Linked DNA regions of Homo sapiens: all the other regions are linked to region 1. A link is a contact called in ENCODE Hi-C or POLR2A ChIA-PET data. All regions are on one chromosome and are shown on one strand. The core of a region is the stretch at or near the end of the contact, and the rest is flanking DNA. Distances in the headings are between cores, read along the strand shown.

Evidence for each region. Hi-C counts contacts between places; a loop is a spot of excess contacts on that map. ChIA-PET counts read pairs that join two places held with the same protein, here RNA polymerase II (POLR2A). Pooled maps may share reads with other maps.
Region 2: a loop to region 1 is called in a pooled map, with 3 times the contacts of the local background. The contact joins the enhancer-like site here to the promoter of NUP160 in region 1. A Hi-C loop is called at or near these places in 1 of 50 pooled maps. POLR2A ChIA-PET finds 5 or more read pairs at or near these places in 2 of 52 experiments (GM10248 and GM12878).
Region 3: a map with no recorded cell type shows a loop between it and region 1 (25-fold over the local background). The contact joins the promoter of ATG13 here to the promoter of NUP160 in region 1. A Hi-C loop is called at or near these places in 2 of 37 single-sample maps with no recorded cell type and 6 of 50 pooled maps.
Region 4: a map of naive thymus-derived CD4-positive, alpha-beta T cell shows a loop between it and region 1 (16-fold over the local background). The contact joins the promoter of ARHGAP1 here to the promoter of NUP160 in region 1. A Hi-C loop is called at or near these places in 1 of 168 maps with a recorded cell type or tissue (naive thymus-derived CD4-positive, alpha-beta T cell), 1 of 37 single-sample maps with no recorded cell type and 9 of 50 pooled maps.
Region 5: a loop to region 1 is called in a pooled map, with 5 times the contacts of the local background. The contact joins the promoter of LRP4-AS1 here to the promoter of NUP160 in region 1. A Hi-C loop is called at or near these places in 4 of 50 pooled maps. POLR2A ChIA-PET finds 5 or more read pairs at or near these places in 3 of 52 experiments (A549, K562 and activated B cell).

Annotation. Positions count from the first base shown.
Region 1 is chr11:47,845,395-47,850,587 of GRCh38, forward strand. NUP160 (nucleoporin 160) reads right to left here and starts at 2,956. Exons shown (of 36, transcript NM_015231.3): 1 at 2,825-2,956; 2 at 2,454-2,565. The coding sequence starts at 2,924. RefSeq lists enhancers at 2,894-3,453, 4,916-4,965, 4,996-5,045.
Region 2 is chr11:45,927,958-45,933,150 of GRCh38, forward strand. It overlaps PHF21A (PHD finger protein 21A), which reads right to left. Exons shown (of 19, transcript NM_001352027.3): 19 at 1,362-5,193. LARGE2 (LARGE xylosyl- and glucuronyltransferase 2) reads left to right here. Exons shown (of 14, transcript NM_001300721.2): 12 at 1-112; 13 at 220-415; 14 at 673-1,139. The coding sequence ends at 888. Among named protein-coding and RNA genes, the nearest start is that of LARGE2, 7.9 kb to the left of the region's middle. RefSeq lists enhancers at 2,001-2,190, 2,541-2,630. Within about 2 kb of position 2,639, at least 18 of the 41 ENCODE cell types and tissues checked have a DNase peak (open chromatin) inside an H3K27ac peak, as active enhancers do; they include GM12878, where a contact is called at or near this core.
Region 3 is chr11:46,614,472-46,619,664 of GRCh38, forward strand. ATG13 (autophagy related 13) reads left to right here and starts at 3,082. Exons shown (of 19, transcript NM_001346311.2): 1 at 3,082-3,419. It overlaps HARBI1 (harbinger transposase derived 1), which reads right to left and starts at 2,756. Exons shown (of 3, transcript NM_173811.4): 1 at 2,653-2,756; 2 at 1,097-1,910. The coding sequence starts at 1,766. RefSeq lists an enhancer at 2,889-3,068 and a silencer at 3,048-3,342.
Region 4 is chr11:46,697,878-46,703,070 of GRCh38, forward strand. ARHGAP1 (Rho GTPase activating protein 1) reads right to left here and starts at 2,742. Exons shown (of 13, transcript NM_004308.5): 1 at 2,674-2,742. It overlaps ZNF408 (zinc finger protein 408), which reads left to right and starts at 3,154. Exons shown (of 5, transcript NM_024741.3): 1 at 3,154-3,222; 2 at 3,522-3,799; 3 at 4,827-4,888; 4 at 5,107-5,193. The coding sequence starts at 3,171. RefSeq lists a silencer at 2,498-2,617 and an enhancer at 2,948-3,237.
Region 5 is chr11:46,843,909-46,849,101 of GRCh38, forward strand. LRP4-AS1 (LRP4 antisense RNA 1) reads left to right here and starts at 2,503. Exons shown (of 3, transcript NR_038909.1): 1 at 2,503-2,591; 2 at 2,702-2,809. It overlaps CKAP5 (cytoskeleton associated protein 5), which reads right to left and starts at 2,372. Exons shown (of 44, transcript NM_001008938.4): 1 at 2,312-2,372. RefSeq lists enhancers at 1-556, 1,615-2,192, 2,647-2,766 and silencers at 2,027-2,176, 2,357-2,436.

The sequences.
Region 1 (5,193 bases), core at 1,706-4,205:
CTCCTAAAGTACTGGGATTACAGGTGTGAGCCACCATGCCTGGCTTCCTTTACTTTCTTAATAAACTTGCTTTCACTATGCACTGCGGACTTGCCCTGAATTCTTTCTTGTGCGAGATCCAAGAACCCTCCCTTGGGGTCTGGATCGGCACCCTTTTCCTGTAACAAAACTGCATGTACTTGGGGTTTTTTGGTTATTGTTGTTGTTGCCTATCTTCCTCCATAAGAGTAGGGACTTTGTTTTGTTCCCTGCTATATCCCTGTTCCCTAAAAACGGACTGAAATACATTAGGCAAGCAAATTTTCTTTCTTTCTTCCTGTTTTCTTAAAAGAGATGGGGTCTTACCCTTTTTCCCACCTGGAGTGCAGTGGCATGATCGGATCCTCCCACCTCAGCCTCCTGAGTAGTTAAGATGAAAGGCACACGCTACTCCGCCTGGCTTATTTTAAAAAATCAGGCTGGACACGGTGGCTTACGCCTGTAATCCTAGCAAGTTGGGAGGCCGAGAACGGGGCACTGCTTGAGTCTGGCAGTTCAAGACCAGTCTGGACAACAAGGCAAAACCCCATCTCTACAAAAACAAATAGAAAAATTAGCTGGGCATGGTGGTGCATACTTGTAATTCCAGCTACTTGGGAGGCTGAGGTGGGAGGGTCACTTGAACCCAGGAGGCGGAGACTGCAGTAAGCCATAATTGCACCAATGCACTCCAGCCTGGACAATGGAGCCAGACTGTCTCTCAAAAAGAAAAAAAAAAAAAAGCAGAAAGAAAAAAAAATTTTTTTTGTAGAAATGGGGTCTTGAACTCCCGGCCTCAAGAGATCCTCCCACCTCAGCCCCCCAAAGTGCTGGGATTACAGGTGTGAGCCACTGTGCCCAGCCAAAATATTTAATTAAATGAAATTTGTATCTCTAACATAAAGTCACTCTTTTGAGCCTTAGACCTGTAAACTTCAATGCCTACTTGACATTTCCAAAGGGCTGCTCCCCAGGTACTTCAAATTTACTATGTCCAATAGAATTATTCATATCTATCCAAAATCCATCTTCCGGGTATCTCTGTAAATGGCAACCCCTCCCCACTCACATCTGGTTAGTCACATGAGACACCAGGGAGCTGTCCTTGTTCTCTCTTCTTTTACCATCCCTTACCCCATATTCAATCCACCACCAAGCCCTAGTGAATCTATCTTCCAAAGGTATCTTGAATCCATCTACTTTTCTATTTCTAGTCATTCCCACAATTGAGCCACCAGCAACCCTTACTTGGGCCATGATAAAAGCAAAATTTTTTTTGTATTATACCCATCTAATCCAAATCCACTTTCCACAAAGTAGACTGAGATCTTCTAAAAATACATTTAAAAAAATTTAGATTCAGGGGTACATGTGCAGGTTTGTTACATGAGTATATTGTGTGTATATTCCTATATACATGAGGTTTGGGCTTCTGATGATCCTGCCGCCCAAGTTGTGAACACAGTATCCGATAGGTTTTCCAACCTTTGCTCCCCTCCCTCCCTCCTTTTGGAATCCCTAGTGTTAACTGTTCCCATCCAAAAATGCAATTTTGATGTTAGTAACTCTTTAAAAATCTTTCAATTATTACTCAATGTACTTAGGATAAAATCCAAAAATCCTTAAAAATGGCCTAAGGGTCCCTCATGGTCCGAGTCCTGCCTACCTCTCCAGCCTCAGTATCTCACATCACTTTCTGTTTTACCCACTGCACTTAAGCCACACAGATCTTTGGTCAGTTCCAAACCCGCCACATTCTTTCCACTTCATGACCTTTGCATATGGTGATCCTACTTGCTGGACTCCTCTCTGTCCACTCCCCATGCCTGGCTAACCTCGTGTCCTTTAGATCTCAGGGTAACTGTGAATTCCTTAAAGCCTTTCCCTGCCCCACTAATTATATTTGGTCCTCTTATTAGCCTCTCATAACCCGTATATTTTTCCTCTAGGGCAAGTTTTCCTCCAAAAAATTTCCCCATGAAAAGTGGGTCTACATCTATTCTGACATTGCTACAACGTCTTGCATGATGAAAATTGCAGTTTTGTTCATTTCGTCCTGGTACCTAGCACAATGCCTGACATATTGAAGCTCGAACGTATTTGTACAATGAAGGAAGCTGTAAAGCACTATAAAAACATAACGGGTTCATGTTTAAAATTGGTCTTATGGGCTTTATTCCCCTAAGCTACATTTCCTCTGCTTCTGGTGTTGCTTGGTGTATGTGTGTGTGGGGGTGGGGGGGGGGAGGGGGAGAGGTATCTCTTCTAGAACTCTGTGTCTCAGTTTTCCCGATTCTGATACGAACTGAAAAAACAATCTTTCTCTTTCCCTAAGTGTCAATTACCGCTTCTAGAATAGCACTTTGGGTACAGCGACGAAAATTTATACACCAAACCCTACCTTCCAGGGGAGTTTGGCGAACCACAACACTTACCAATGAATGAACCTGTTTCTGGTTACGGAGAACAACTTGCCACTCTCCACGTAGTAAAAGCCTCCCGCGCTTTCACTGTATTTTACGGCGCCAGCCACGGCATTTGCAGTCCCTGCAAAATGAACGTGGTCAGCCTGCACACGCGTCTTCTGAGAAATGACAGGGACTAAGGGAGCTGACAAAGCAGAGAGTGACAGACTGACAACCCATACAAAGAAAAGAGGAAAACGTCGGACATCAAGGAATCTCTGATCCCGGGGCTAGAGGCATGTGGACTCAGGAGGATGAAACAGGGCGTCAGGGACCCTGGGACCCATGAGAGGAGCCCGAGGGGACAGATGGGATCGCACCCTCCCTGGCCATTTCCGTACCAATGCTGCAGACTGTGAATTCCCGAAAGTGCCTCGGCCTTTCGCGCTCAGCTCCGCTTAGCTCCACGAAGCTCCGTTCCAGGGCTCCCGCCGCCGCCATCTTCCCGCCGTCGCCGCGACGCCCAACGGAACAAAGGCAGGGCCGCGCGGTCGCCGTCACTTCCGGGGGTGGGGCGGGCGGAGCTGCGGACAGGTGAAGCATTCCGGGAGCAGAAAGGCGGCTCCGGCCCTTCGTTGCGAGGCTTCCACCGGGAGAATGAGGGTGGGCAGCGAGGAATCCAGAAGAGAAGGGGGCAGGGGAGGCAGACTCTATCTGCGGGAACCTTCCAGTGGCCGGCTGGAACGCCTCCGGAGGGCGGTGCTCTTTTCTCAGCGGCCGCAGGGCAGGGGGCGGGGCCGGGTTTGTTTCTGTTTCTAAAACGCGGGGCTCAGTCGACCAGGAGGGGCGAGGTCCGGGGAGTCCCGGCCTTTCGGCGTCCTCTGCCGGATCCCGGGTTTATGGTCACCTCTCCCTCGGTTAGGGTGTCCGTCTGTAAATCTTTGGCGATCCTCCCTTCGCTCTTCAGTGGCGACACTTGGGATGGCGGGGTGAGGAAGGGGTAGTGAGGGAAAGGCCTTTGGTTTTGGTCTTTCCCCTCCCCAAGAGACTGTATTCGTGTATTCCTGTATAATGAAACGTAATGTGGTAAACCTTGGTGCTGCCACTTGCTGAGGTTACCTGAGTGCTACTCACTTGGATACGTGAAAGGAATTTGCCATTCCTTCCACCCGTGATCTTGCACTTGGCTGTCAATGCAGTAAGGGCCCATAGTGGGTGTTTAGAAGATATTGTGGGAGTAGATGTTCAAAATCGAGGAAAATGCTAATCTCCAGCGGGGAAGGTTTTGTTCCTTAGTGATAGCCAATAGAAGTTAAAGCACTTCTATTACCAGTGACCACAACCATTCCCTGTCATTCTCCGTTTCATTTATCTGGTTCCGACCATCATTTTCTATCTTTCCACTTCACTCCCTCTGGGACACCAACTTTGGCAGTGCAGTCCCCTCATTCTACCTGGAATCCATTGTTCTACAAAATCTTCACTGTCCCACACTTCTTTGGTGTTTCTTTCTTATCCTGAATACCATTAAATTACTTCATTGCCTAACTCTTCATCGGTAAAAACTACAACTTCGACTACATTCAAATCTGTAGCTGAACATGACTGGAGAAAACTATACACCCGGGTCGGGCGTGGCTCCCAGCATTTTGGGAGGCCAAGGCGTGAGGATCACTTGAGGTCAGGAGTCCGAGACCAGCCTGGCCAACATGGTGAAACCCGGTCTCTACCAAAAATAGAAAAATTAGCCGGGCGCGGTGGCTCACGCCTGTAATCCCAGCGCTCTGGGAGGCAGAGGTGGGTGGATCACGAGGTAAGGAGTTTCAGACCAACCTGGCCAACATGGTGAAACCCTGTCTCTATTAAAGATACAAAAAATTAGCCGGGCATGGTGGTGCACGCCTGTAATCCCAGCTACTCGGGAGGCTGAGGCAGGAGAATCGCTTGAACCTGGGAGGTGGAGGTTGCAGCGAGCCAAGATCGCGCCACTGCACTCCAGCCTGGGTGACAAAGCGAGACTGTCTCAAAAAAAAAAAAAAAAAGAAGAAAGAAAAAAAGAAAAATTAGCTGGGCATGATGGTGCGCTCATGTAATCCCGGCTACTTGGGAAGCTGAGGCAGGAGAATCGCTTGAACCCGGAAGGTGGAGGTTACAGTGAGCCAAGATCTCGCCGTTGCACTCCAGCCTGGGCAACAAGAGCGAAACTCCGTCTCAAAAAAAGAAAAGAAAGAAAACAGAAAACTATACACCCATACTGACATGCCTCCCTGTAACTCCATCAGGACCATGTACCTTGAGTGGGCCCATAATGCTGCCCAGCAAACACATTGTATTTGCCTTCTCCATTTACTGTTCTAAATGAATATTTCATAACTCCTATAACCTCCATTGCCTCCTTTGTCATCCTGACTCTCAGCTTGCTTCTTCATTTAGAAAATTAAAGCAGAGGCTGAGATGGAAGGATGGCTTGAGGCCAGGAGTTCAAGACAAGCCTGGGCAACATACCCCCATCTCTAATAAAAATTTTTAAAAAACTAGCCAGGCATAGTTGTGTGCCTCTGTAGTCCCAGCTATAGGAGGTTTCTTGAGCCCAGGAGTTGGAGGATACAGTGAGCTACAATCCTGCCACTGTGCTCCAGCATGGCCAGAAAGACACCCATCTGGAAAGAAGGAAGGAGGAAGGGAGGACTTCCTCTATAATGACATCTCCCCACCTACCAGCATCTGTAACCACATATTTTGCCTTCCCTTCCTGTTACTATAAACTGTC
Region 2 (5,193 bases), core at 1,389-3,888, 1.9 Mb before region 1:
AGGCAGCACTGGTGGTGCCGGCATTCGAGACCCTGCGCTACCGCTTCAGCTTCCCCCATTCCAAGGTGGAGCTGTTGGCCTTGCTGGATGCGGGCACTCTCTACACCTTCAGGTAGGAGAGGCTACTTCTCTGCCCACTCCACTCACTTGCCCACACTGGCCCCCACTACCCACGAGCTCCTAGCCTCAGCCTGGCTCCCACCCGACCCTGCTGCACAGGTACCACGAGTGGCCCCGAGGCCACGCACCCACAGACTATGCCCGCTGGCGGGAGGCTCAGGCCCCGTACCGTGTGCAATGGGCGGCCAACTATGAACCCTACGTGGTGGTGCCACGAGACTGTCCCCGCTATGATCCTCGCTTTGTGGGCTTCGGCTGGAACAAAGTGGCCCACATTGTGGAGCTGGATGCCCAGGTGAGGAGGGCACCTTGCTGCCTCCACCTTTGACTCGAGCACCTCCAGGTCCAGGGAACTCACGACACCTGCATGGGGGACCACACCACTAGGCAACACTGTTAGAAATGTCCCCCTTCTGTGGAATTAAAATAATCTGCCCTTTGGCCCTTGCTTTAGCTCTCAGGGGCTACAGGGTAAGCCTGTTCTCTGGAGCTGCACCTTCCCCGCAGGCCAGGCAAGCCAGGCAGCCACTGCTCCTCTGCCCCACCCTGCAGGAATATGAGCTCCTGGTGCTGCCCGAGGCCTTCACCATCCATCTGCCCCACGCTCCAAGCCTGGACATCTCCCGCTTCCGCTCCAGCCCCACCTATCGTGACTGCCTCCAGGCCCTCAAGGACGAATTCCACCAGGACTTGTCCCGCCACCATGGGGCTGCTGCCCTCAAATACCTCCCAGCCCTGCAGCAGCCCCAGAGCCCTGCCCGAGGCTGAGGCTGGGCCGGCGCTGCCCCTCATCTTAGCATTGGGCAGACACCAGGGCAACCTGCCCTCCGCCATCCCTGCTATTTAAATTATTTAAGGTCTCTGGGAAGGGCTGGGGCAGAGCATCTGTGGGGTGGGGTCTTCCCCTTGCTGCTATTGTATGGCTGGGGACTGGTCTCTCTCTGCCCCAGCCAGTTTGGGGCTGGTTCCCCCATCTTGAATTGTTTATCCCTTTTTCATAATTAAAGTTTTAAAACATCTTTTTTGTGTTCCTGGTTTGGGGGAGCAAGGGCACTCTGGGGCTAGGGCGTCAGTGCACAAGGGAGGTGCTACATCCAGCTGGGGTCACAGGAGGGCCTGGGCCCTTAAGGGCAAGCACCCCCCCGCCCCCCACCCCCAGACAGCCAGTCAGGGAGGGCAGAGGCTGGGACTGGAATGTGTCCTGCCCACCCTCCCCTGCCCCAAACCCAACACCATGAGGCTGAGAGGCTTTATTTGGCTTTATTTAGTAAAATGTTAAAATAAATAAATACAAATTGATCAGCTGCTCTGTATCCCCCCCCACCCCCTCAAAACAAAAACCAAACAAACAAAAACAAAAACTTTGAAGCACAAAACTCCAAATACAAGTCTACCAAGACTGAAATCACAAAGGGCATGGACAAGAGACAGGGTTGGGGTCTGGCTGGCTCTTCTCTGCTAGGAGCTGGCTGACCTCTGGCCTGCCCGTCCCATCCCGCCTGACTGCAGCTCACCCTGGGCTGAGGACCCACGGACACCGGAGAGAGGTGAGGGTCCAAAGGCTGCTGGGGAAGGGGTAGGGGGGTGGGGTCCTCAGGGAGGAAGGGCCTTGTGGGAGGGGGCGCCAAGTGGAACTGGAGAGCCCTGCTTCCGTTTAGAGGAGGTATTTTTCAGAGTTCCTACCCCGGCTTTCTGGAGGGCAGCCCCAGCTTCCTGCCCCTCACTTTAGCAAGGGGCCAGAAGACTGCCCAGGGCTGCCCACTCCTGTCTTGGAGAGGAGCTGACTCAGAGGACAGTCTAAGTCAGGGTGAGGATGGGAGTCCTGCTTCCTGCCAGGGGTGCCCGGCAGAGGGACAGGGGCGAGGTTCACACAGAGCAAAGTTGCCTCCACTCAACAGAAGCCACGGGATCTGGAGAACCCAGGCCCTGGAAAATGCACCTGGGCCACCATCCATCTCATTACCCTAAGAGCCTTTTGCCCCTGGGTAAAAAGTCTCCTAAATTCAGCCCTTTAGATAAATAAGAAGGACCACGCCCTATAAGAGAATGAAGAGAGGAAACCACTGAAGAGTGTGTGTGAGCTGGGAGGTGACAGCCCAAGGGAGGCTCTGATGGCCCCAAGAGAGAAGTATCAGAGGTGGCTGGAGAGGCAGCCGTGCATGCGGAGACGGAAGCGTGCTGCAGACACGGTCACCCTCACGGAAACAGCTGTGTGTAACCACCTCCATGCACGCTGCCTGTTGGGCCTGAGCCAAGCAGCAGCAGGGACAGAGAGGCAGGTGTTGCAGGGAAACCAGGCACACGATGGTGCCAGCTGGAGGCTGCCAGGGCGGCCCCACCAGGGACTGCCCCTAACTGCCTCCCTATGTCAGGTACAACCAGCAGGCTTACCCCAAAGGGCCTGATAAGGAAGGAAGAAATCAAAACCCCAGAGGAGCTCAGCACAGGTGAGACAAGACCCAGCAGGCTCCATGAAAGAAAAAGGACCCACAGGCAGCAAGAATGCAGAGGTGGAGATGACAGCAACATGGCCTCACTGTTACCAGGATGCAGCGCCTGGACAGGAGCTGGCAGGGGACTCCCAGTCATCACTGCCACCAGGGCGCAGCGCCTGATCAGGAGCTGGCAGGGGACTCCCAGTCAGGGCCCAGTGGGCAGCCGCTCCAGCTCTCTGAAGTGACTACAAAGCCAGCTGGTCTCAAAAGTGGCTGTCAGAGCAGCTAAATTCTGGGCCGTGGGGAAAGAGCAGCGGAGGGAAGGAGGAGGAAGCAAGTGGAGGTGGCTGGGGTGGGGCAGTGTCACGAGCGTATGTCTCAGGTGGTCACAGGCCCCCCCCCCTCCCCGCCCAGGTCTGAGGGGACAGTGAAGGACAGGGAGATTGGGTGCCAGGGGCCTCTTCTTTACAGTAAAGCAGTGTTTTGGAATTTGAGTGCAGAATGTAGGTTTGGGGGCTGGGTTGCATCTCGTACTCCATACTAGCTGACTCCCAAAACAGCTCACATCTGAATGTCAGGAAGAATCCACAGCCCAGCTGCAGGCGAGGTCAGAATGTACCCGACACTGCTGAGGGCGGCAGGCAAAGCCCTGGTCAATTCCTAGCCCCGTCCTCCGACCCAAGACTCCTAAGGCAGCTCCTCTCTGAGCAAAGGCCTCTAGTGATGATGGTTTCCCAACTTCTTTCAGGAAAAGGTAAGTTAGGTGTTGTGTGGCAACCCCCAGATGGGCCCAGACAAGTTGAGGGGAAGAGCTCTAGACAGGGCAGACAGCCTGCTGCTGGTCTCTGATCCTCTGCCAACGATTCCTCCAACTAGTCCAGGCATCTCCAAGGCTCCCTGACTAGACACAGCACCTTGGTTTCTGAATGAGAAAAGGGAACTCTTTCCCCCTCAGCCAATCAAGCAGCCAGGGCCTAACTCTGAGGCCTGTTCAGCCTAACTTAATTCCTTCTTCTGAGGCCCCTGGGAAGATGAAAGGCGATGGCTGATAGAGATGAGACACATTTTACTCTAAGAAGTGTCTCTTCTCTGTTGCATTTGCTTTCAGATCTGTCTTTGTCTCTCTGGGCCTAATTGGGTGGGAGAGAAGCTGATAGGATCGTTTCTACCTCTCCTAGACTCTGGCCATTCCCAGGGCCTGGAGTGGGCTTGGGGGAGATGCTCCAGCAGGGCCAGGGTACAGAGCCTCCACCGCCCTCCCATCGGCCAGGGGCACGCAAGGGGCAAAGGTCTCCAGCGAGAGCACAAATCTGACACAATTTACTTCTGACAAGGCAAGATGAGAGAATGGTCTGAGTCTTTCACAACCCTGGTTTTCTCAAGGAGAGGCCACAACCGGCCAAGCCGAGGCAAGCGCAGCAATTCTAGCCCAGGGTCACCCAGGAGGCTTGTGGGTGGGTGGAGTGGAGTAAATTTCTGGTGCCTGGAGCCAACAGGCAGAGAAAGGAGTGGGAGCTTCAGACCTCTCCCCAAAGGCAAGACAGAGCGAAGGCCACGCTGGGGCTCTGTCTCAGAGACGTACCCTCAAAACATGTCACTCCTCCTCTGTTCTAAGCACCAAGGGCTGATGCAGCCAGCCTGTACTCCCGCACCCTCCTGTCACGGCCAGGGTGCGTGCGCACCACAGAGCTCCGCTGGCCAGTTCCCTCGGAGGTGTCCCCCAGGCACTCATAATGCTGGTGGCTGAAAGACCAAAAGCAGCACCAAAGGAAGGGATCTTATTTAGGCACCAGCCTTTTGCTCTAGCAGAATCTGAGAAGACCACGGGTAGGGCCCTGATACCATCCACGCTTCCATTTGGGCTTCACAACAGGAGACAAGATCCCTGCACCAAGAAGAGAGCACGGTCTTTTCTGAGGAGAGAGAAGGGTGGGGAGCTCCGCCTCTGTCCTTCAAGGAGACTGGCCCACCAGTCTAGAGACACACACACGGCAAAATGTCATCGTGATCAGCAGGGTCTGTGCTAAAAAATTATAACTACACGGCATTTTCTCCAGTTCTGACACCTTTTTAATAGAAATCACTGTTTTTAGGAAACAAATAGCACTTTTGTAATTTTTTTTTACAATGTTTCTTACCTTGATCTTAATTTAAGTAACACTAGGAAGACCTCAATATCTTTTATTTTCCTTTTTAATTTAAAAAAAAGTTTTTTTTCCCCAGATACAAAGATTTTTGCCCTTGCATAAAAAAACAGTGCCCGAACGATGACACAAGGACTCACAAAGACTCACGGGACCTCACTGACACTATGATTCCTACTCTACCATGCAAGGTCTTGGCTACCCTTAATTGGACTGTCAGCCTGAAAAACAGCTTTTCTATTCCTTATTTTAGTTTTTGTTACCAAGAAAGTAAAATGAACAGTAAAATAAAACTTTCCTTAAAGAAAAAAAGAACAAAAACAAAAATTAAAGAAAGAGAAAAGAAACGTCTCCATTCAATTCACACACACCTGGGTCGCGTGCTGCTTCACTCAAGATCTTCTCTTCTTATAAATATAGAAAAGGGATGGAGCTTGTTTTCAAGTAAAATCACTGATCCACCTTTTTTTCCTTCCTGGACACACACATCCTTC
Region 3 (5,193 bases), core at 1,832-4,331, 1.2 Mb before region 1:
ACAGCCATATTCCCAGAGCTTTGGGAGGCTCAGATGGGAGGATAGCTTGAGGCCAGGAGCTCAAGACTAGTCTGGTCAACATAGTGAGACTCTGCCTCTACACAAAATAAAAAAAATAAAAATAAAATAAGAAAAAAAAGTTTAATTGTTTTGGAGACAGGGTCTTGCTATCTTGCTCAGGCTGGTCTCAAGGTCCAGGCTCAAGTGATCCTCTTGCCTTAGCCTCCCAGATAGTTGGAATTACAATTACCAGTTGTACTAGTACGTGCCACTGTGCTGGCTCTAACAGTATGCTTTAAAGTTTTAATAATGTCTATTAAATGTTGATTTTTTAAAAATTAAGGCTAAGAAAATTCTCACCTGAGGTCTCATAAAAAACTGACAGGACTGAGACTCAGCTCTACAGACTGCCATATCTCATTCTACTCCACTACATAATTTTTCTTTTTCTTTTTTTTGAGATGGAGTTTTGCTCTTGTTGCCCAGGCTAGAGTGCACTGGCGCGATCTTGGCTAACCGCAACCTCCGCCTCCCGGGTTCAAGCGATTCTCCTGCCTCAGCCTCCCGAGTAGCTGGGATTGCAGGCATGCGCTACTACGCCCGGCTAATTTTGTATTTTTAGTATAGACGGGGTTTCTCCATGTTGGTCAGGCTGGTCTTAAACTCCCAACCTCAGGTGATCTGCCTGCCTCGGCCTCCCAAAGTGCTAGGATAACAGGCATGAGCTACACGTGCGGTCCCTTTTCTTTCTTTCTTTTTTTTTTTTTGAGATGGAGTTTTTGCTCTGTTGCCCAGGTGGGGGTGCAATGGCGCCATCTCGGCTCACTGCAACCTCTGCCTTCTGGGTTCAAGCGATTGTCCTGCCTCAGCCTCCCGAGTAGCTGGAACTACAGGCGCCTGCCACCATGCCCAATTTTTGTATTTTTAGTAGAGACAAGATTTCACCATGTTGGCCAGGCTGGTCTCCAGCTCTTGACCTCAGGTGATCTACCGCCTCAGCCTCCCAAAGTGCTGGGGTTGTGTGAGCCACCGCCCCCAGCCTACATAACTTTTCTATGCCTCCAAACAAAATGAAAATTCACACTTGCAAACTTACCCAGAAGCCAGCTATCTTTGTGCATACCCGCTTCAAACTGACTACTGAGGGAAGACTGCTGCAGCACAGCACAGTCCTGTAGGCTGCCGGGCCAGTTTGTCTCCACGGTCATTAGTGTCCCTCTAATGTCACACACCATCAGGCAGTTTAAAGAATGCAGGCCTTTTCGGTTCACATAGGAGAGGTCTTCAGCATTTGGTGCCTTGATGGCCACATGGATACAGTCAACCACCCCCATCACCCCTGGCATCCCTGCCAACCCATAGAATTCATCCTTCAGAGCCTGAATGGAGGCTTCATCAGCTGGAAAGCGAATGAACTGTGAGGCCCTTTCCACAAGTGCTTCAGTGACATTGGCAACACAACGACTCATAGACGCCTGACTGATTCCAATGGCATCTCCCATCCGAGTCTGGAAGGAACCTGAGGTATAAAAACCCAATGCTGCAAGGACCTGTGTCTCTGGGCTAATAGCCCTGGATCGCTGAGTAGGCCTAGAAAGATTCGCCCCCAAGAGCTCCACCAAGTAATAAATGAACTGCCGTGGAAACCCATACATGGACATCAAGTATTCATCAGTCACATCATCCAGCTTAAAACGGTCCAATGTCCGGTGACCACGGCCATATAGCAAGAGGTCACAGTCAAGCACTGTTATTGGTATAGCCATGGTAAATGTGAATGTTGGCTCTCCTCTTTGCTTTTTCTGAACTGTTCCCAATGAAGATGTTGGTGCAAGAACGTATTTTTAAGAAAGTATCAGAATCCAACAGCTAACCACAGTTAAATGGCTCTGCCATTTATAATCTTCTCTCTGTAAATGTTAAAAGAAAAAACATTAGGAACCTACCAAAGACTTTAAAGTGACTCAAAGGCTGGAGCAGCTCCTTTTCTACAAATTTCCATTTTGTTGAGGCAAAACGTACTGTACTTACAACTCCGGATTTTTCTCCACTAACTCATGGCTGCACGACAGGCTTGCTCTGATTCAAGGATAATGGGAATTCAATCTTTGTGGCTCATTTAATGCTTGGCATTTCAATTGAGAACACCAAAAGAATAATGGAGGTGATGACATAATTATTCACAAGGTAAAAGAGGTCGGCTTCTAACTATATAGGCCAAGAAGCAGCTGACATATGTCATAACCACCTTGGGTAAGAATTGGTCACGGGTTTCATTATCCAAAGACTTCTGGTTTCACCTGACAAATACAGGACAGATGCTGGGGTGTTCAAACCAGTCTAACAAGAAAAGAAGGGGCAAAAAAAAAAAAAAAAAAAAAAAAAAAAAAACAACCAAAGTCCACAACCCAGCCTTATGGACGTACACTGTGTGCTGTAACAAAAGGCTTTTCCCTCACTCCAAGAACTCCAAATCGTGAACCTGAGGGCCAGGAAGTACGGAAGACCAGACACATTGGAAGTCGGGAGCGAAAAAGAGGCTGGCCGAACCAGGTTTGGGAAGCGACTCTGCCACTTTTAAAGGGCACCCTAAAAACGGATGTCAAAGTCTGATTGCGCCGGCCACTCAGTTAGCCCAGGCCCGTCACCCACCTCTCCGCGGCTGCCAGGTTACCAGCCACACTTCCCACCCACCCAGCCGGGTTGGGCCCTCCTCCGGAACCGGCGACTGCACAGAGGCCGCCACGGCGCGCAACAGCGGCACCGCCCCTTCCGCGTCAGCGCCCGCCCCGCGCCGCGCCCTCACTGCCGCTGCCGCGGCTACCTGCGGTTCATCTCCGCACATTCCACACGCGGCCCAAACGGTCTCTCTCTCTCTCTCTCAAACACCGCCTTTCCGTCTTTGTTTTATCTTGAGTAGCTTAGAAAGATTGGAGAAGAAAGCTTACGTGGAATGAAAATCAACTTTTATGGATATTTTGAGGACTAAAAGAATAAATAGGGCGTCCGTACTGTAGCGAAAGTGCGACTAAGGTTAGGCATCTGGATTTCCCCCGTAGCCCTCTTTCACCCCCCCCCCCCGGCCATTACCGAAGCGGATGAAAACAAACACTAACGATGGCGGCGCCGGGAAGCGACCGGCTGCTGGGCTTAAGGCGGGAGTGACCGCTTAACCAGTGAGGGAAGCACTGAAGAGCGCCAGTCGACGTGGGTGCGACAACTCGCGGAGTCTTAGGAGCAAAACGTCTGGGGCCTGCGAGCCAGGACCCTTCTGAAGCCTTAGGTGTCTATCGGCGACGTGTACGGTCACTGCAGCTCCGGAGCGCGGAACCCTCAGCCAGGAGGCGCGGCTGGTCGGTCCCAGGTCCCGGCCTCCGTAATGAGAGCCCGGAACCACTCTTTGTGCCGCAGCTTCGCAGGTACTAACTTTTGCGGGGGATACCCCAAGATCTCTCAGCGCCCCCGGGTGGGAGGCTGTGGATCTGCGGCCCCTTGGCTGCTGCTTCGTGGAAGTAGAAGGGATTAGCCACGGTTCAATCCCCTGGGCCCCTGAGTTTTCTGTGGGAAGTTGAGTTGGTCTAGGCCCCGTTGGCCCCTGCTTGTTTGGCAGAGAATCCCCTCCACCCCAGAGCTTTCCTCTCCACTTTTTCAGCTCCTTGGGTTAGGTCGTCAGGCGTTTTGGAGGTAATTTGGGGGGCCATAACTCCGGGGTTGGGTGCCAATATGAGTGAGGTAGGTTTTCATTCAATCAAGATTTGCTGAGTGCCAAATATGTACTCCGCGTGTAGGTGAGGGTGACTGTTGACTAGTGAAAAAAGGGACCCATGGTTCACGACTGTCTTCTTACTGGCAGTGGAACGACCTGTGGAAACCTGTGATCCATTCTCATTAAATAAATCTCTGGGTAAGTGGCTAAGCACCTTCTTGAGCTCATCACTAATTCTTCCCAGTTTTCACTTTTCCAGTGAGTTCCCAGTTAGCCTGGTCAATTCAGCGTAGCATTTCACTTTTGGTATTTCTTCGTTCTCTGGCCACCCCGCAGCCAAAAAGAAAAAAGAGATTTTAAAAAATTACCTATTTTCTCATTACACTTAGTTTAAAACTCATCTCCTAAGGTGATAGAATTTATTGGACACCTTTAGTGGGAGATGTATTATAATAAGAAACAACAAGCTCTTCCTTTACACTAAATTAGCTTCCAGATTTTGTGTGTTGTTTTATGACTGTTAGTCCTTTTCATGTGTGCATGTAGTGGCTCCAGCTCAATTATGAGGTTTTTTTTTTGTTGTTTTCAACTCTCCATTTATCAGCTCAGGAGAAGTCTTTTAGTTTTTTAGATTTTAAAATTTTTATTATTATTATTAGAGATAAGGTATTGCTGTGTTACCCAAGCTGGAGTACAGTGGCGCCTTCATAGCTAACTTTAATCTCAAACTCCTGGGCTCAGGGAATCCTCCCACCTCAGCCTTCTAAAGTGTTGGAGTTACATGCATAAGCCACAGAGTCCGGCCCAGGAGCTTAATCTCGAAGGAAGTTTACTTGAACTTTAGGTGTGGAATATTCGAAAGTAACTTCCAACATGGGGTGTGGAGCTAAGTAAGATGAATTTACATAAACCGTCATTTTTCCTGCATGTGCTTAGTGGAGGAGAGTGCATAGAGTTGCTGGTCATTGCTTCCTATCAAATTGTGGAAACCAATAAAAACTGAAAATATTCTGCGAGAGAATAGAGGTACTGTAGCCAGGAGGAATGCAAAGGAGGCTGCCCAGAGGGAATCAAACCTTTCTAAAGTTTGGGTTTTAAATATTTAAAAGGATTTTAAGTCCCTAAAGGGATTTAAAGGTTATTTTAAATAATTAGCTGATTTTTTTTTAATGTCCTTGGAAGGTAGATTTCTTGCTTTTTTTTTTTTTTTTTTTTTTTTTTTTTGAGACGGAGTTTCACTCTGGTTGCCCAGGCTAGAGTGCGGTGGCGGGAACTCGGCCCACTGCAACCTCTGCCTCCCGGGTTCAAGCGATTCTCCTGCCTCAGCCTCCTGAGTAGCTGGGATTACAGACATGTGCCAGCACGCCCAGCTAATTTTGTATTTTTAGTAAAGATGGGGTTTCTCCATGTTAGTTAGGCTGTTTGTTCTTGAACTCCCGACCTCAGGTTATCCACCCGCCTTGGCCTCCCAAAGTGCTGGGATTACA
Region 4 (5,193 bases), core at 1,492-3,991, 1.1 Mb before region 1:
CCTTCAATATCTACATGTGCTTCCTGCCATCCAGCCAGGAGGCTGTGGGAGCTGCTCCCCATAGCGACCTCCAGCTGGGTAATAAAGACAGAATCCAGCTCAAAGCAACCCCCTCCAGGCCAGAGCCTTCTCTCTACCCTTTCTATTCAGCCTGTCACTGCCCAGGGACCAGGGGCTCCTTCAGCCCCACCTACAGCTATCCCAGAGACATCTTTCTGCACAAAGTAGGTGCTGATGCCATGAAATGATGAGGTAGTATGGAGAGCTGGATTATCATCCTGCCTAAGCCAGTGAGCTGCAAAGATGCTGAGCAAGTCCTTTTCCTACTTGGGCCTAAATTTCCTCCTCTGTAGAGGCAATGGCGCCTCCCAGAAATATAATTCTCCAGTGTTCAGAAATACTTTGTGCTGCAGTGAACAACAGGATTAGAAGGAGCAGCCGGGGCCGGGCACGGTGGCTCATGCCTGTAATCCTAGCACTTTGGGAGCCCAAGGTGGGTGGGTCACCAGAGGTCAGGAGTTCAAGACCAGCCTTGCCAACATGGTGAAACCCCATCTCTACTAAAAGTACAAAAAAAAAAAATAGCCAGGCATGGTGGTGGGTGCCTGTAATCCCAGCTACTCAGGTGGCTGAGGCAGGAGAATCACTTGAACCCAGGGGGTGGAGGTTGCAGTGAGCTGAGATCAAGCTACTTCACTCCAGCCTGGGCAAAAGAGCAAAACTCTGTTTCAAAAAAAAAAAAAAAAGGAGCAGCTGGGAGCTGGGGTGGATGTGAAGGAGGGAGAAGGACACCATCTAAAAGGGAGCTGAACTTGAACTTCACCTCTTTTCCAGTGACTGCTCTTCTATGCTGTCAGTTCTTCCAGACATGACCTCCCTCAACGCCCCCACATAACCTCCTTTCCCAGCATAACTAAGCCCAGTGGTTCCCATCTCCCAGTCAGACTGGCCCCTCCCACTACCCCCAACCCACAGTTTAACTTCTGAGCCTGGAAGTTAAACTCCCATTCAGTGGGAGGGTGAGGAAGCTAGCACAGGGAAATTCTAACATCAAGTAGTAGAAATGAAGTATCCTGCCTGTTTAAGACACCAGCCACCCACAAGCCTGCTCTACTCTGTGCAAAATACACCCAACTCTGAGATTAATTTTTCCATTCTCAGCAGGTAAACCTTTACAAAAATCTTAAGGATCACCTTAGGCAATCACTTTTAGGAAGTTGTAGACTTTTCTGAAATTGGTAACATGTGTGGACTTTTTCCCTAAGAAAACTTAGGAGATGTATGCAATTTTAAGAGGTTCATACACCTTCTGAGAATCACTGTTTAAGAACTTCTGGTCTATTCAGAATGACACCTGATATATAGTAGATGCTATCATTTGTTGAATGAATGAACCAATTAATTCATCTCCTAAGTAAAGAAGGGAACCCACACTTGTTGAGGGCCTATATAGGACCATGAACTGGGGACACAAACTCAACCTCACGATAGCACTGATGAGGCATGTTCTACTAAGCTCATTTTACAGTGAGGAAAGAGAGGACCAGCCGGGCACGGTGGTTCACGGCTGTAATCCCAGCACTTTGGGAGGCCGAGGCGGGCGGATCACAAGGTCAGGATTTGGAGACCAACCTGGCCAAGATGGTGAAACCCCATCTCTACTAAAAATACAAAAATTAGCCGGGTGTGGTGGCGCGCGCCTGTACTCCCAGCTACCTGGGAGGCTGAGGCAGAAGAATCGCTTGAACCCGGGAGGCGGAGGTTGCAGTGAGCCGAGATCACGCCACTGCACTCCAGCCTGGGCGACAGAGTGAGACTCCGTCTAAAAAAAAAAAAAGAAAAGAAATCATATTCTCAACGTTGGAATCGGCCTCCCAGTTGCAAATCCCACCACAATACAACAGCAATTACAACTCTCAACTACAATTATGTTTGCATAGAGCTTCACGGTTTACAAAGCCCAGGTTACGTTTTGCAATTATCCTGTTTCACAGATTAAGAAGTTGAACTGAGGCCGGGCGCAGTGGCTCACGTCTATAATCCCAGCACTTTGGGAGGCGGGGGCGGGAGGATCACGAGGTCAGGAGTTCGAGACCAGCCTGGCCAACATGGTGAAACCCTGTCTCTACTAAAAATACAAAAATTAGCCGGGCGTGGTGGCGGACGCCTGTAATCCCAGCTACTCAGGAGGCTGAGGCAGGAGAATCGCTTGAATCCGGGAGGCGGAGGTTGCAGTGAACCGAGACTCCAGCCTGGGCAATAAGAGTGAAACTCCGTCTTAAAAAAATAAATAAGTTGAACTGAAAGCGTGGCCTAATAAGTGGCAAGGAGGAACACTTCCCCCAAATTTCTTCTTCTTAGTGCTTTGCCAGATCAGATCTGGGAGATTTCCCCCTCCCGCCGGCTTGCTGGATGACAGCGATCCGGCCTGGACTCTGCCCTGGGGAAGGCAGGAAGAAGGTAGTGAAAATGATTAAGTCCTCTTATTGCAGGCGCCAAAATGGGGCAGAAACCCTGCAGGAAGGCCAGGCCTCTGAGCCCAGTTCCACCCCCGTTCCCCTCCTCGGATCTGCTCCGGTCCTCCCCATCCGGACCCCATCCCTTCGGACGACCTGGCCAGCTCCTTTCCTTTCCCCATCCCCACCCGGGGAGACCCCGCGCCCAGCAGCTCACCGCGCTCGGGCACTGCTCCCTCTGCCACGCCTGTCAAGGCTCGGCAAACATCCGGCTCCGCGGTGGAACGGGAACCGCCCCCTCCCGCTCTCTTCTATCCCCAACCATTTCCGCCACACCTCCAACCCACTTCCGGCCCCAAACATGGCCTTTCCAGGAGCCCCGCCCACTTCCTGCACATGCCCGCCTAAGTTCCTGCCTCGGGGAGGTAACAGCATAACTGTCCGACTCGTCGCTCCCAAAGAGATGGCTGGAACAATTAGTTCCGCTTTCCCAGCTAGTCGAATCACTGGTGCACCTCCGGAATCCGAGGTTCGCATTGCTCTCGGACAGAGTTCTGCCTCCCCAGTACTCCCAAACTCCCAGTCCTGTGCACCAATGAGGTCCAGCTCTGAGGCTTCTTTCCTGAGAAAAAAATTTGGAAGTCCGTGACTGTTTCCTGGAGGAGCTGAGAAGAGGAAGCTCACTTCCGGCGTAGGGAGGCTTTCTGACCCGGAATGGAGGAGGCGGAGGAGCTGCTCTTGGAGGGGAAGAAGGCGCTGCAACTCGGTGAGTGACCTGCGATGTCCGCGACCCTCAACCTTGGCCCAGGTGGATCTGACGCTCTGTGGTCAGCTTTCTCCTCAGTCTTCTCTCCTCCGGATCCCAGGATCCTCCAGTGCCCTCAGAGTCGCTGGGGGCTTCTGAAGAGCCCTTGAGCCTCCTCAAAACTTTCAGGGCCCTCCTTAGAGCCCTCACCTGTCCCTCGGGCTCCGCAGGCCCACCTGGACCTGCGGTTTCCTCCCACACTTTTCCCCACCTCCCACCTTCTTGGGTGGCTCCCTCACTGTCTTCCCTTCTCTCTGCAGCCCGCGAGCCGCGCCTGGGCCTGGACTTAGGATGGAACCCTTCCGGAGAAGGCTGTACGCAGGGCCTCAAAGACGTCCCACCCGAGCCGACCCGAGACATCCTCGCTTTAAAGAGCCTTCCCCGGGGCTTGGCCCTTGGCCCCTCACTCGCCAAGGAACAGCGCTTGGGGGTCTGGTGTGTCGGGGACCCCCTGCAGCCCGGCCTGCTGTGGGGGCCGCTGGAAGAGGAGTCTGCCTCCAAGGAGAAGGGCGAGGGAGTAAAGCCACGGCAGGAGGAGGTATTGAAGGATAGAGCGACTTCCCTCCGCCCTTGAAAATGTAGGGGAGGTTTGGACATTGCTAGACAGCTTTTCAATTTGAAGAAAGAGAGTATTTCAAGAGATAGGAGATAGTCTTGTCCCTTCTCTTCAGGACTGTCTCCTCTCAGCAGCAGTAGTTAAAGAATCGAGGTTTGAAAAGTTGTTGAAAGCTGGAATCATACAGTGTCAGCAGTGAGTGAGGAAGGTCAAGAGCTAAGGTTTTTGGAATTAAGAAAGCATGGGATCAAATTCCAGCTTTGTCACCTAGCTGGTTAAATTACGTGCCGCATTTAATTCATCTGTGAAACAAAGCAGTGGCTCTCTTGGGATTATATGGAGGAGCTGATGAAATAGTGAAGATAAAAGGTTTCACTGCACAATAAGTACCATTTTATTTTATTTATTTTTCTTTTTTCTTAGACAGTCTTGCTTTGTCGCCCAGGCTGGAGTGCAGTGGCACGATCTCGCCTTATTGCAACCTCCACTTCCCAGGTTCAAGTGATTCTCATGCCTCAGCCTCCCGAGTAGCTGGGATTACAGATGTGCACCACCACACCCAGCTAATTTTTGTATTTTTAGTAGAGACAGGGTTTCACCATGTTGGTGAGGCTGGTCTCAAACTCCTGGCCTCAAGTAATCCGCCTGCCTGGGCCTCCCAAAGTGCTGAGATTACAGGTGTGAGCCCCCGCGCCTGGCCCAATAAATACCATTTTAAAAAGCTGGTGTTCCTTATTACTTTTTCTGTTTAGTACTCACTGGAAGACAGTAATGTGTTCAATTTAGTAATTCTCCATACCCTTGGGAGGGAGGTGAGGAGACAGACTTTTTGGTCCTTACTGAATGAAGAATCAGACAGCACTGTCCTGTTAGAGGAGAACCAGAGGCTTCTAACCTTCCAGGAGTTTCATCTTAAATTTGTCCCAGGAAAGTTTCATCTAGTTTCTTTTTTTATTCCTACCCGACCCCTCGAACACATTTGAGAAGGACTTTTGTTGGTTTATTTCAGAACCTGTCATTAGGCCCATGGGGAGACGTGTGTGCCTGTGAGCAGAGTTCTGGCTGGACTAGGTAAGTCAGAGGAGAGTGTGTCGTTCCTTTGAGGTTTTCTGTTGTGGTTTGGGATGGAACCCGGTGCTGACTGTCATTTCCTATTCAGTGCTCTTTTGCAGTGAATGTTCCAAAGGCACGGCGTCCTTTAGGACCCAGACTGCTTGGGGACTGGGGCTTTCGGGGAAGACCACTTGAATAGTGAGCATCTCCTAGCTGGCTGTTACTTTGCTTTGCAGCTTGGTACAACGGGGCAGGCTGGAGAGTGAGGGAAATGTGGCCCCAGTGCGGATCAGCGAGAGGCTTCATCTGCAAGTGTACCAGCT
Region 5 (5,193 bases), core at 1,253-3,752, 1.0 Mb before region 1:
ATAGAAGCTACAGTTAGAAAAGTGAGGGTTAGCCAGGTGTGGTGGCTCACACCTGTAATCCCAACACTTTGGGAAGCTGAGGCGGGTGGATCATTTGAGGTCAGGAGTTCGAGACCAGCCTGGCCAACATAGTGAAACCCTGTCTCTACTAAAAATACAAAAAATTAGCTGGGCATTGTGGTGCACACAAGAAGTCCCAGCTACTTGGGAGGCTGAGGTGGCAGAATCGCTTGAACCCAGGAGGCAGAGGTTGCAGTCAGCTGAGATCGCACCACTGCACTCTAGCCTGGGCGAAAGAGCAAGACTCTGTCTTAAAAAAAAAAAAAAAGGAAAAGAAAGTGAGTGTTGATGGAATTAAGATAAAAGTTTACAGGAGAGTTGGTATATTCAAACACACTTCATATGAGAGCATAAGAGCTCCACACCCTTCTCCCATACCTACAAGCCCTACGCCTCTCTTCATCTGTATGCTTTGTAGCATCCTTTACAATAAACCGTGAAGGTAAAAAACAAACAAACAAACAAACAAAAAACACCAAAAAAACAGGTGCTGCTAAAACTGAACTGTCAGTAGTAGAAGACTGCGATGGAATTACCACACCCACTGTTCATAATTCAAACATAATTCAAAACTGATCAAGACTTTAAAGTAATGGAGAATAAAGTAAAAGGCATGTTAATTGTTACGGAATACCTTTGCTTGCCATTGCCTCAGTGAACAGCCTTTTAAAAAATTTTTTTTCTTTTTTTTGAGACAGAGGGTCGCTCTGTCACCCAGGCTAGAGTGCAATGGCGGGATCTTGGCTCACTGCAACCTCTGTCTCCCGGGTTCAAATGATTCTCTTGCCTCGGCCTCCCGAGTAGCTAGGATTACAGGCGCCCGCCATCACGCCCAGCCATTTTTTGTATTTTTAGTAGAGAGAGAGAGAGAGAGACGGGGTTTCACCATGTTGGCCCGACTGGTCTCAAACTCCTGACCTCGTGATCCGCCCGCCTCGGCCTCCCAAAGTGTTGGGATTACAGGCGTCAGCCACCGCGCCCAGCCTAAAATCTTATTTAAAAATTTTTTTACATGAGTTTACCAACTAGATTTAACTTATGGTTGCAAAATAAATTGATTTCACCTTTATCTATATCATTAAATTTGGTAAAAGCATTACAGTTTGTCCAGTCACTTCAGAGAAGTCAAAGTCTTCTACAATTTCTTAAAGTTTCAAAAGATTCTTAGCTTAATTTATTGGCTCTTTAGGTCAAAAGAAGGACTTTTCAGGGTGATGAAAATGGAGGAAGGAGGAGCTCACCTTTCTAAAAATGAGTTTTCAATTACTATAATTATGCATAAGACAGGCAGCATTTCTGGGCCAAGATTTGATGCCTTGGTCCCATGAGAATTAAATTAGAGCCACGCATAAATTTGGGGCAAGTTCTGCAAAAACCACTTCAACCTCTATTGATGCTGAATAAAAAACTCATTGTTAAGATTCATCAACACGAATATATTTTCTAACACACACTAGCCACTCTGGCAACAACCCTTTCATCATTTTCTATCCAAGAAACACAACGGAATGCATTTCAATCCTGCTCAACAATTACCACGATTACAAGTAGAGGGGAGAGCTCAAAAGTAAGAATCTAGTTCACCGAGCCCGACCTTAAAGTAGCAAGGCCCAACCCACACTGCTGGCTATTGTATTGGTTCCCCAACACCTCCAGGGCTGGAAGGACACCAGAACGCTCCCGACACGTTGAGAGAGAGAAAGCCAGTCGTTAAGGGCGGGGTGGTGGATGATCGGAATCGTTCACATCGCAGCAAGCCAGCAGGGACACAGGTGTGCGGCCAGGCCCCGGTGCCGCTGTCCTTGCTCCAGGGCGACAAGGCCCTTCGCAACCACCACAGCCCTCGTAGGCGCTTACTTATTCATTCACTTGACAATTACGCGAGAGGCACTCTAGCAGGGCCGGCTCTCGGGGCCCCCGCCCTAGTCTTGGTAAATCGCTGCCGCCAGGCGCGGCCCTGCACCGCCCGCGCCCCGCGGACGCTGCCACCCGCGCCACGCTGCGGCGCGCTCTGGCCACCTGGAGCCCAACCCCGGCCTCCGCCGCACACGAGCGCCCACGCCCCCGGCCCTGCCCGCCGCAGGTCCCCCGGCCTCCGGCTCGCTTCGCCGCCTCAGACCTGCCGGGTTCGTGGGGCAAGTGGGGCGCGCGTCTGGAGACCTCCAGCCGCCCAGGATTCAGGGGCTCCTCTGCGCGCGCGATGCCTGCACTCGAGGGCCTCGCGGGTGGGGCAGGCCCACCGACCACTCACCTCAGCTGGGTCAGAACCAAGCGGCCTGCTCTAAGCCGTTTGAAACCGCTTGGGCCGCCGCACACCCCGCAGTGTCCTCGTTCTTTATTGGTCCTCGACGGACCGCCCATCGGACTTTTATTGGTCCATTTGAAAGGCCTGTGGGCACGCGCCGCCCGCAGCCTTAAAGGGGCCGCGCGCAGCCGTGTTTCCCTCTGGACCAGACGCCGCCTGCACGGGTGGGGACGCTGGTCGCTGCCGGGGGCAAGTCTGCCGACTCCAGAAAGAAAGGCGAAAGAATGTGTGTAGACCCGGGCATCCTTGGTCGTCAGCATGTTTGCTTTATTTAATTACAGATGTTCAGGCTGCTGTCAACACCCGACAATTTTTTTTGGTCATTTCATTCCCTAGAGATTGTGAAGCTAAGTGCTGTGAGGGAAACCAGAGGCAGCTGAGATGTCGTGGAAGTAACAGCGAATGAAGCCAGGATGCTGGATTCTGACCTTGGAACTGTTCTGAGTAAATCACTTTTCTCAGTAAATCTTCTGGAGTTGTTTCCTTATCTGTAAAATGGGATAACGATGTTTCCCTTACAATTTAATGGAGGAGTTAATATAACTAATAGAATGTCTGAGAAAAGCCTTTGTGAACTGTAACGCATCCTGCAAATGCTTAATATTCCCTTATAAAAACGAGAGGCTTGGTTAACATGATCTCCAGAATTTTAGCTTAGCTCTACATTCAGTGTTTCTGTGAATGAGTTCAGGTCCTTACTTCCAAGGAATTTGTAATCTACAGTGGTTGGAGGAATATAACATACAGACTAGTCACTAAAATTCAAAGCAGTGTAATAACTGTATAAATGAAAAGCTATAAATGCTTAGAGACAGGAGAAATTTGATGGGGGAGGATCTGTGAGGAAGATGAATTTTTAACCTAGGATTTAAAGAATGTGTAGATTCCCAACAGGCTAAAAGATGGAGAGAGGATGGATAAAAGTAAATGAAACAATTACATGTTTTTTCATTGTCAAGTTGGCAGAGATGAAAAAGTTCAACAGCCTTTGGTTGGTCAAGATTTGGAAAAACAGGCTGGGTGCAATGGCTTATGCCTGTAATCCTAGCGCTTTGGGAGGCCGAGGCAGGAGGATTGCTTGAGGCCAGGAGTTCAAGACCAACCTGGGTCTTGCTATCAAGACCCCATCTCTGTTTTTAAAAATATAAAGAGATTTGGAAAAATGGACACTCAAAGTCAATATTGGTAAGAGTATAATTGGTACAAACCTTTAGGAGGACAATTTGACAGTTACTAAAATGTACATAATCTAGTTCTGGCCCAGTAATCCACTATGAGGAATTTATCGTACAGATCTGTGCAAGTATGCAAAGAAAAATGTACAAGGATGTTTACTGCAATACTGCTTTTTTTTTTTTTTTTTTTGAGACAGTCTCGCTCTGTCGCCCAGGCTGGAGTGCAGTGGCGCAATCTCAGCTCACTGCAACCTCCGCCTCCCGTGTTCAAGCGATTCTCCTGCCTCAGCCTCCTGAGTAGCTGGGACTACAGGCACGTGCCATCACACCTGGCTAATTTTTTGTAGTTTTAGTAGAGACGGAGTTGCACTGTGTTAGCCAGGCTGGTCTTGATCTGCTGACCTCGTGATCCTCCCGCCTGGGCCTCCCAAAGTGCTGGGATTACAGGCGTGAGCCACTGCACCCGGCTTTTTTTTTTTTTTTTTCTGACAGAGTCTCTCTCATGTCACCCGGGCTGTAGTGCAATGGCGTGATCTTGGCTCACTGCAACCTCCATCTCCCGGGTTCAAGCAATTCTCCTGCCTCAGGCTCCCAAGTAGCTGGGATTACAGGCACCTGCCACCACGCCCGGCTAATTATTTTTTATTGTATTTTTAACAGAGATGGGGTTTCACCATGTTGGTCAAGCTGGTTTCAAACTCCTGACTTCAGGTCATCCACCTGCCTCAGCCTCCCAAAGTGCCGAGATTACAGGCGTGAGCCACTGTGCCCGGCCCTTTTTTTTTTTTCTTTTTTTTTCTTTTGAGATGAAGTCTCGCTCTCTCGCCCAGGCTGGAGTGCGATGGCACCATCTCAGCTCACTGCAACCTCCACCTCCCAGGATCAAGCGATTCTCCTATCTCAGCCTCCCAAGTGGCTGGGATTACAGGCATGTGCCACCAAGCCCAGCTAATTTTTTGTATTTTTGGTAGAGACGGGGTTTCACCTGTTGGCCAGGCTGGTCTTGAACTCCTGACCTCAAGTGATCCACCCGCCTCGGCCTCCCAAACTGTTGGGATTATAGCTGTGAGCCACTGTGCCCAGCCAGCACTGCTTAAGATAAAAATAAAATAAAATAAAAAAATAAATCTGGAGGCCAGGCATGGTGGCTCATGCCTGTAATCCCAGTGCTTTGGGAGGCTGAGGTGGAGGATTGCTGGAGTGTGGGAGGTCAAGGCTGCAGTGAGCTATGATCACGCCACTGTACTCCAGCCTGCGTGACAGAGTGAGACGCTGTCTCTAAAAAAAATAAAAAATCTGGAAATTACATGTTCATCAACAGGGAACCTTTTACATAAATTATGACATATCCATTCAATAGAACACTATGAAACTGTTAAAAAGAATGCGGTTAATCTATGTGCTGGAACAGAAACATGCACAAATTTTATTAATTGAAAAAAAGGCAAGTTGCAGAACTTGTGGAATGATTTTATTATATATGGTTATAAACGTATGTGTGTTTGAGGGCATGCCTGAAAATGGTTAGAACATTCCTGGAATTATAAGAAACTTAATAGGAGTGGGACTTGGGAGGGAAATGAATTTTTACTGTTAACGTGGTGTGTTTCTTTTTTCTTTCATAGAAGGAGCAGAGAGTAGTGGGGAAAGTGT